Regions from separate parts of the Mus musculus genome. Here region 2 is linked to region 1. Evidence: chromatin loops called from intact Hi-C (ENCODE). Cell type or tissue: heart. All regions are shown on one strand.

Region 1 (5,000 bases):
GGTCTGTAGGGCTGAGGTGGGCCCAGCTGGGAGATTAAGGTCAGCAGTTCACCTTGTCAGAGGATACCAGCTGTTGCCTCTTCTAGACAGCGCCAGTGTCAGACTCACTCTCTGACTTTTATGAAGTTTGATGTGAAGATTCCTAGGTTGTTAATGTTCTCATGTTTAAGGACAACATTTACACATTGTGCAGGCCAATTAACGCTGACTGGCAGGCAGATCCTTGGCTGTCAGCTTACTCCCTCTGGCTTTCCTAGCAGGTTCTCCCTCACATTCCACAAGGATCAAGGGAATGACATTCTCTCAACTTTGCCTTTTACAAATTTTCTATATTGGACTTAATTTTTTTCTTTAAAAAAATTAGAATTGTTTTTAAAAATTCTTTGACCCTTTTTTGAGCCTGGAACCAACCCCAGGTTCCAGGGTGACCTCAAATGAGCCACAAGATGACAAGTCTTGGGTGTGTGTGTGTGTCTGTGTGTCTGTGTGTGTGTGTGTGTGTGTGTGTGTGTGTGGTAGATCTGAGGTGGGAGGAGGGAGAGGCTGGACATTTGGCCCTGTTCTGGACCAGAACAGAGCTTCAAATCCCTCAGAAACACAGCCCCAGAGCAGGCACCAATCTACTTATCCTTTACAGCTAGAGAGAAGGAACGTGCCAGTGCTCTTCAGGCCAGAAACAGCTCTGCCGTGCTGCAGGGAACAGTGTGTACCTGTAAAAGACAGCACGAGCTATGGAGCATGGAGGTGATAAGGAAAGTAGAGAAGGGCGTGGAGGACAAAGGATGCCCGCCCCCAATTGTCTGTAAGAAAAAGCTTTGGAAACCAAGAAGGCAAGAGTGCCTGCCCACAGCAGGAAGGCAACACAGACAGACTCCCCGCCTGACTCAGGGCCATCCTTCCAACAGGCTACTGGGAATCCCCTCCCAAAATAGCCAGGAGTCCACAGGCTGAGATGGATTCAACAGGCTATTTTTGTTGCAAGAAGTCAAGTTATCAGATAAAAACATGATACAAGTTAAAAGAACCCGTCACCCCATCCCTCACCCACCCACCCCACAGTTAAAAGAACCCGTCACCCCACCCCTCACCCCCCACCCCACCCCACAGCTCATGGCTGTGTCTCTTTATGGCGTGAGAGAGTCAGAGCCAGAAGTCTGAAGAACCAAGCCAGGACCTGTACTTTTGGCTTGAACTGAGCTCAGTTCAGAAACGTGCATAGAGTTTAGGTCAAAGACAGTCCTGCCTTTCCAGGGGTAGTGTGTCTGCCCCCTTCTCCCCTCCTTTCTTCCCTCCCTCCCCATCTCTTCCTCCTCTTCCTCCCCCTTCTCTCTCTTCTCTTTCTCCCTCTCTCTTCTTCCCCTCTCTCTTTCCCTATATTTGTCTTATGTTTTTCTTTTTTCTTTAGTGCCCCGCACACCCCCCAGAGAAAAAGGAAAAGGATGACCTCAGGCAAATCTGAGTTACAGGTTCATGTGCTTAAAGTTGTTTATTTACTTGTGATTTGAAAAGGAAAGGAAGAAGAAGCCTGCTTGAAAGCTTTGTGTCTGCAAAGAGTTGCTCAAGTTGCATTATGCAGCAACTGGTTAAAATTGCCAAATTGTCTCTTTCGTTTCTGCAAAAATGGCAAACGTTGCTCTTTTGCTTCTATAAAGGTCATTATGGTTTAAAGTGAAAACACACACACACACACACACACACAAACTTGGGTCATCGACTTGTTATTGAATTTGAGACGTGTTTTTGTTTACTAGTAAAATAAATCTAAGGATGTTTCTGTGGCTCCCAACCCCAGAAAGACAATCTCACAATGCAGCTAATGACTTTCTGTTCCTTTCCTTGTCGCTCAGGATCTTTTCCCTGAAAGATGGATCTCACAGCAGCCTGTTTCTAATTACTCTGTGTGCACATGAACTGAATACAAAGTATAGGGGTGCTTGGGTGGCGTGTCATGATCTTTCTCTTGTGCATTCCTGCCCCTTTCACAGTTTTGAAGATAATATAATTGTGGAAATAAAGTTCTTAACGAATGCATCTCAAAGTGGCATTTTCCAAATGTAACCAGGAAAGAAGTCAGCTCCTTTTTATAGTTGGTGAGGCATCACTGAGCAGGCATCAGCATGCGTATACCCAGAAGAAGAGAAAGAACAACTTGTGCAAGCCATTGTTGGTCATGAGCACTGCTTACTCTGGCCACAGTAGATTGTGACCTCACAACTCTTTCAAGAAAAATAAAGTGGGAATGCCTGGCATGCGCCGGGCACTGAGGTCAACTTCAGTCACAAATAAACAACAAGTAAAGTAATGAGCAAGCGTGATTTAACAGTCCCAAACAATGCATGTCTGCTGAACTACATCTTCTAGTCTGCTTGTTAATTCTGAGTGTATAGGCCAGGGCATGATTGTCATCACTGACACAACACCCAGCAGTGACATTTTATACAGAAGTTCCTCTTCAGTAACTCCTCACTACTACACTAGTCCTTTTCCTTCTCCTTCTCCTTCCCTTCTCCAACCCCCCCCCCCCCCACACACACACAGCCTGCATCCTTGTGTTCACCCACAGGGGTGTCACAGGACAGAGTTCAGACATGACTTTTGCCAGGATACTGGTATATGAGAGGGAGGGCAGGAGGGGAGAGGGAGGGGCAGGGAGGAGGAGGAGGGAGGAAGAGAGAGAGAGAGAGAGAGAGAGAGAGAGAGAGAGAGAGAGAGAGAAAGAGAGAGAAATCTTTTAAACTCTGAACTGCTAGAAAAACATGAAAATACTGATCTTTTAAAGGACTCTTTAAAAGGGATACATTTGGCTAGGGATATTGCTTAGTGGTTAGAGCACTGGCTGCTCTTCCAGAGAACAGCACTTCAGTTTCTAGCATCCATGTTAGGCAACTTAAAAAATTCAGATGCAGTTCCATAGTATGTAACACCCTCTTCTGGCTTCCACTGGCATCCACATACATACACAGAGCACACTTTACACAATAAAAATACATCTTAAAATTCAATGTGTATCATGTCTTTTTGAGGAGTGAATAAAAAAAGAAACAAACAAACAAAAAGAAATAGGTAAGGACATGACTGGTCCCAGATTCAGCACCAGGTGAATGAAAGAAAGAAATAAAAGGGGGAGAACATGACTGCTCCCAGGTTTGGTAGAGGAGAAAGCCTATTACATATGTGGGAGTCCAGAGATAATATGAGTCATGTAAGGAGACAGCACAGGGAAAGGGAGAGGGGAGAGAGGGGAACCAGGCAGAAGGCCCAAAAGAGAGTAGAAGGCAGGGAACAGATTACCAAACTGGTCAGATTACAGAGCAAGCAAGGGCAGCCCAGTCCCTGGCCTGGAGAAGTTTAGGGTGGGGTGGGGTATGTTAGCCAGGAGGCCCTGTAACAGCTAGGGACTGAGATGATAGGACAATTTTTGATGTGTCACATAGGCACCTCAGCCATCTGTCTCAAGTTTGAAACCCAACAATGAGAATGTTAGGAAAGTTTCCACTGCTGTGATAAACTTGACTCATACAAAAGTTTTATTTTGGTTCAAAGCTTCAGATCCTGGTAGCTCCCTTCACTGTTCTTACGCCGACGGGGGTGGGGTGGAGTGGGGGAGGGGTAACAACACCAAGGTAGAAGTGTGTGGCATGAGAACCTTTCTTATCTCATGACAGCTAGTAAATACTGAGGGGCAATAGGGCTCAGTGGGACAGAGTCCTAATAGCACCTTTCTAGGGCATGCCTGCCATGCCCTAGCTTTCTCTCTACTAGGTTCTACCTCCAAATGTTTCTAACACTTGCTGGAGTACCACCCTCTGGGAGCAAGCCTTTAACACATGAACTTTTGAGAAACATTTAGGACATTAAGCAGAACAGATGGGTCATGTAAGCAATACTGTTTACATAAACAATAGCTATGAAGATACAGTGATCCTTCTGTATGTGGGGAGGGTTGCTCCAGGGTTCTACTGAGGATACCATAACCTGTGCATGTTCAAGTCCTTCTTGAAAGTATTTCCATATACTGATGCACAAATTCTTATATTTCCATATGTCATTTAGACTACTTGAAATACCTAATCCAAGGTAGGGTCTGTATAAATTGTTTTATACAGATTATATAAATATAACATTAATACTATATTATCTAGGCAATAATGACAAGAAGACAAATAGGTTTGTGTTCAGTACAGGTATGATTTGTTAAGAATGTTTCCTATCTGTATTGGTTGACTCCTGACATACAAACCCGTGGAAGGATGGAGCTCTCTGGGCCCTTGGAGGTGGAGAAAACTTAAAGTCAGGGCCATCATAACACAGAGTTCTTGGGGTAAATGACTTGATGCCAGAGAATGCATTGAAAATTCTTAGGCTCAGAGAGGAAGTGGATGATTAGAGCAGAGACTTAAGTACGCCGGTCAGAGAGGCCTACTTCACTTCCAGGTCAGTGACACTCCTAACCCCTGGGAAGTGGAATCCTGGAGCACTTAGCTCCATGCTGGGCACACAGTATGTACATGTTAAAAGCCGCTTTATAACTTAGGAGGAGAACGATCAGCAGAGGGGAGGAAAGAGCGAGAAGAGAGGCAAGAGGAAAGAGGGAAGAGAGAAGAGCCTGATGGTCTTAAATAATCCTCAAAATTTATTCTGGTTAAATGTACTTTCTGTCAGTAAGCTGTTAAATACAGTTTACTGTAAACCAAATCAACAAACCATGCACACATGCGTTCCGAGGCGCGGGGTGGATGACGTCATGCCCATCCCCCTCCCTCCACGTTATTTTACCCTTTATGATGGTTCCAAGTCTTCTGTTTGTTTGGTCGGGATCCAGCATTAACCTACCACTTCCTTGAAGTCTTCTGGGCACTCACTAATTTATAGTAATCTCTTCTGGTTCCACCCCTGCAGCGTCATGTTCTGTATTTCCCCTCATTTGGCACTTTGTCCTCCACTGCCTGGGGCCGTTCCCTGAAGACCCACTCTCCCAGTTCCCCTGCTCTGACAGTCAA
Region 2 (5,000 bases), 190 kb before region 1:
GCTCACAGCCATCCATTGGACTGAACACAGGGTCCCCATTGGAGGAGCTAGAGAAAGGACCCAAGGAGCTGAAAGGGTTTTCAGCCCCATAGGAGGAACAACAATATGAACCAGTCAGTATCCCCAGAGCTCCCTGGGACTAAACCACCAACCAAAGAGTACACATGGAGGGACCCATGGCTCCAGCCACATATGTAACAGAGGATGGCCTTGTGGGACATCAGTGAGAGGAGAGGCCTTTGGTCCTGTGAAGGCTCTATGCCCCAGTATAGGAGAATGCCAGGACAGGGAAGCAGGAGTGGGTGGGTTAATGAGCAGGGGGAGGGAGGATGGGCTAGGGGATTTTCAAAGGAGAAACAAGGAAAGGAAATAACATTTGAAAAGTAAATAAGAGGCAGGCGGATTTCTGAGTTTGAGGCCAGCCTGGTCTACAAAGTGAGTTCCAGGACAGCCAGGGCTACACAGAGAAACCCTGTCTCGGAAAAAAAAAAAAAAAAAAAAAGAAAAGAAAAGTAAATAAAGAAAATATCTCATAAAAAGGGGGGGCATGAAATCAGAAGGGACACATAGAGAGGTAAAGGTCTGGAGAGGGAAAAGAGGAAAATGGCAGATGGTCATGATCACAATTTATTGCATAAATTTATTATCAATTCAGTCTCATAAATTTGTCCCAATTAAAACTTTCAACGACGGAGTGTTAAAATATTATTTTAAATATATCTGGCTAATCTACCTCAAAACAAAACAAAACAAAACAAAGGACAAGTAAGAGAGAGACCTTGCTGAGCATGCTGGCACTCTGGAGCTTCAACATTTGGGAGAGATTCCTTGTGTTTAGTAGCTCACAGCCTAGTGAAGACTATAATCAGCCAACCACAGTACACGATGTGCTGGTTCTGAGACAGGTGAGCACAGGATCATGATGTCAATGATCCTCTGGACCTACTTTCTGGAGGAGGGAAGGGGGAGGACCTCTACTGTTCACATTTCCATCTGGGAATGAAGGAATGCCCTGTAGGAGCAAATGCAGAGAGGCATCAAGGAAATGCAGGAGATGCGAATTTCTGAAGGGCTTTTCAGTTCTCATGGCAATGTCTGTTTCTCCCTGATGGCCAGCCTTTGCCTGGTTTGACCTGGCTGTGCCAGATCTAGCTGCTATGAGTTCTGCTGCTGCTGCTGCTGCTGGCTCTGCACCCCCCCCCCCTGCCCCGCTCCCAACTGGTCCTTTAGGCACTCCTTTCCATGTGTCAGATGAGGACTCCTTTCCCATTAGCTTGCCATCCACAGGCAGTGCAGTCCAGCCCAGACAGCTGCCTTTGGCTTTGAAAACTGCCTGGCTCACTTCCCCACCAGTCTGTGAAGGAGTCCAACATGCCACTTGATGTCACATGTGTTGCAGGTGTTGTGGATGAAATTGCTACAGGAGCTGGATGTAAATGATGTCATTGGGCAAGACGGGACTTGGCATGCCCACGTTTGTCCAAATGCTGTTCATATCTCCCAGCGAAAAGATGTTGTAAATAAAGAGAACAAGCACAAACTGATCTTAAAGACTGAGCATAAACAAGAGCTGTCCTGGGCACTATGGAAAAGCTTGCAGTTCTCATAGTAAGACTACCCTTGTGTTAGAAACCTGTTGTGCAGACTGAGGAAGTGAAGGCTCAGACAGGTTCAGAGACTTATGCAAGGTCCCACAACTCCACAGATCCCTTTATTCTCTCTCTCTCTCTCTCTCTCTCTCTCTCTCTCTCTCTCACACACACACACACACACACACACTCATAACACACTCACACCTGTATACTGACTCACACACACACTCACACACATTTACACTCATTCATAAATACACACACACACACACACACACACACACTCATAACACACTCACACCTGTATACTGACTCACACACACACTCCCACACATTTACACTCATACATAAATACACACACACACACACACACACACACACACACACACTACTGAGGACAGCAGCCAAGGCCCTGCATATACTAAGCATAGGACTATATAAACAGTTACAGATTACTGTTTATCTTGAATCTGAACACAAATCAACGTGTTCTTTAAACTTTGGACTGGTTTACAGCAGGAACCATGAGATATTAGCATTGTACTAAGATTTCTGATTCCAGGCTGATTATCAGTTTTCTAGGAGTCAAACAAACATAGGGCATTTAGCCTGGGCCTATGAAGTCATGTTCATAAACATGCTATCAATCTAAATACATTGGCTTGAAAGGAAGCAGCAAAGCAATACTAACATAAAGGTCATCAGATAAAAATGTGGTTAAATATATGTGCATTCCCAGAACTACACTAGGGAGAAGATGGGGGAAAGTATGCCTGTTTTTGTGACTTGTTGGTAACTGCCGAGTTCTTTTCCTTGGGACTAAAAACAATTTACAGCATTGCCAACAGCATTCAGTACATTCAGAACAGGATCATTTCACCCAGAGCTGACCGAAGGCCTTGCTCGGGACAGCATCGAGGACGGCTGTCCAGCAGACAGGGGAGTATGCCAGGTTCAGCAAGTGAAAAGCCAAGCAGGGCCATTTTAAGCAACACAGCTTATGTAAGTGAGAGCTAACTGTCTCACTGGAAGTGGGTCAGACAGGAGCTGGGAGAACTGGGGTCCTTATGACCCCAGTGAAACCTACAGATAGCTTTCCTTTGCATCTCTTAGAATGTGACTAGTTATGAAACAATGTCAGAGTTCAGTTCAGGCCTCTGTATTTCCCACCCTCTTCTTGTTTCCAAATGGTTTTCTTTCTCCCTTTCTTCATTGGAATATGCTAAGCTAAGCGAGGCACACATCATTTGATAGAGTTTGATAATGTGACTGCTGGGAACAGGGAAAAAAGGTAGGGGATAAAGAAAGATCCTTTTTGCGGCTCACAGCTGTGATTCAGTTCTGACTCAAGAGGAAGTGTGCCACCTACTGACTCCCAGAAACCACTTCCGGTGGCTGTTTGGTTTATTCTGGAGGCATCAGGCCAGGCCAGGGACTGCCCTGCCCTGACCCTTGCCTGGCTCTCCAGAGCCAAGGCGTTCACAGCTTGAGTTGGTTTGGCCTAAGACTCTTGAGAACATTACAGATTAAATTTCAAGTGTTTCGTTTCCTAGCAAAGAGTCTTTAGCAACATAAAAACGAGCATGTGTTATTTGCAAACCATCTGAACCATTACTCAACCTGAATGTTCCTAAGTTTTTGCAAGGTATGTATTCTGGATGACCGCTCTCCAGCGATCTGAATGTAATTAGTTTTTCCTGTGGGCAGCTCGGGCAGTCTGTAGGGTGGCACTAGCTGCATGAGTCTTCATGGGAGCCCTTTAATCGGTGAAGCAACACTGGACTTGTTCTCATGGGTCCCTGTGTCTGAGCAAGTGCTCAGCCTATGTATGCAGATGGGTTGGGGGAAGTGGTGTGTGGCAGCCACACAGTGTTGCCCTCATACCAGAACTGTACTCTGCCCTCTAGAAATGGGGCCCTGGCTGACCACTGGAGCTCACTTTGGAGTCAACTTTTCTTGAAGGAGCCCCCAAGTACCTTCTTTAATGTAGGGACATATAGAAGAAGGAAAGCGGGTGGGGGGGGGGGCGATGGAGGTAGCCTCAACATTACTTTTTGCTGTATTGGCAGGTGAAAAGAGGAGTAGTAAGTGGTTTGGTTCCATAATGTCATCTTCAAACAGACTAAAGGTTTTTGATTGTTTTTAATCCTAGGTGGTTTAAGATTCCACAGTGCCAGCATACATATGCTCTCTCAATGATTCAAGTTCCAGAAGTGGTTCTGCATGTAGATCAATACTAGAGATCTCAAGGATCACTTCTGAGGGTTAAAAAGGCTTCTTTCCTCAGATTGCATAGGAATCCCTAATGGCAGAGAACAGATAGTGCCTCCCCTGCTCCGCTGATGTGTGAAAGAACGCCTGCAAACCCCTGGAGTGGGCAGCGAACAATCTGTCCGTGTCAGCCAGCTGTCCTGAGGAGTCCTGAGCTACACAGCGGCCAGAGTGGTGCTCGCACCTGTCCTGGAAGGGGGAGCTTTCCTTGTGCCCCCTTTTAGTGTCATTACCATGTCTTCTCCCATGATTTCAGTTCTACCTGATAAGGCCAGACAGTTCCTCAGCGTATGATCGGTAACCTATGGTTAACGATGGAATTCTCTGACTGCACTCTCTTAGCCTGTGTAAATGCATGCATTTCTTTGGGAAAATGATAAAATATATGAAAAAATAACCACAGGCTGAAATGTCCTGTCAAAAAGATATCTAAAGTACATGCAAAGTGTTTGCCAATTAAGTACATGTGAGTAACATTTTTCCAAATTATAATACTCAACATCTTAAAAGGTATATGTAATCCAAACCAGATCATTTTTTCTTTTGCTCTAAGGCTACTCTCCATCTGACATAAAGAGGAGATGGAGATCTACCCCTATGTCTCTCAGGCCAGTTGAACCTCTGATACAGTTTCTGCTTCTTCTTCTTACCTATCATGCCATTTGACTCAAGAAAGCACACAGACTGCATTCTAACTCGGCCTTTCAAAGTCCAGATAATCTAAACATTGTTCATTAAGTACTTTCCTGACAACAGTAGCAAAAAGATAAATTGATTTATAATAATTCCAGAAGCCTGAAGACAATACTTAAACCTTCATCTTGTGTGCAATTTTGTTAGTTCCTATTGTTTTTATTAATCACCCTGTAATCTACTATGTAACCTCTGACCTATAGTAAATGCTTAATAGCTATCTTATTAATAAATTTCAGCATTTACTCTCCAAATAACAAAAAGTATTATTCTGTTTTCTAAGTTTTAAAAAACATTTTATATGAAGTACTTGCACACATATATATATAGATCATCAGGAAAGAATGCAATTTTCTGTCATTAATTCTTTTTGACAAGGTCTCCTGGAGTCCATGCTGGCCTTAATCTCACTACATAGCTGAAGCTCACTGCTTAGCTTGCATA

What was found. Hi-C counts contacts between places; a loop is a spot of excess contacts. Peaks named below come from ENCODE experiments on the same cell type or tissue, not always from the same donor. Only the 100,000 strongest peaks of a DNase experiment are listed, where the experiment ranks them.
Region 2: a loop joins it to region 1, with 2.3 times the contacts of the local background. A loop is called at or near these places in 2 of 42 quality-filtered maps.

The regions. Positions count from the first base shown.
Region 1 is chr13:81,131,291-81,136,290 of GRCm38, forward strand. All of the region lies in intron 87 of Adgrv1 (adhesion G protein-coupled receptor V1), which reads right to left. Among named protein-coding and RNA genes, the nearest start is that of Gm32639, 30 kb to the left of the region's middle. In heart, a CTCF peak has its summit at 2,933 (motif pointing left); DNase peaks (open chromatin) are centred at 801 and 3,331; H3K4me3 peaks cover 598 bases; H3K27ac peaks cover 2,840 bases.
Region 2 is chr13:80,938,061-80,943,060 of GRCm38, forward strand. It overlaps 5430425K12Rik (RIKEN cDNA 5430425K12 gene), which reads left to right and starts at 2,343. Exons shown (of 5, transcript NR_103550.1): 1 at 2,343-2,594; 2 at 3,146-3,237. In heart, a CTCF peak has its summit at 2,960 (motif pointing left); DNase peaks (open chromatin) are centred at 1,341, 2,531 and 3,001; H3K27ac peaks cover 555 bases.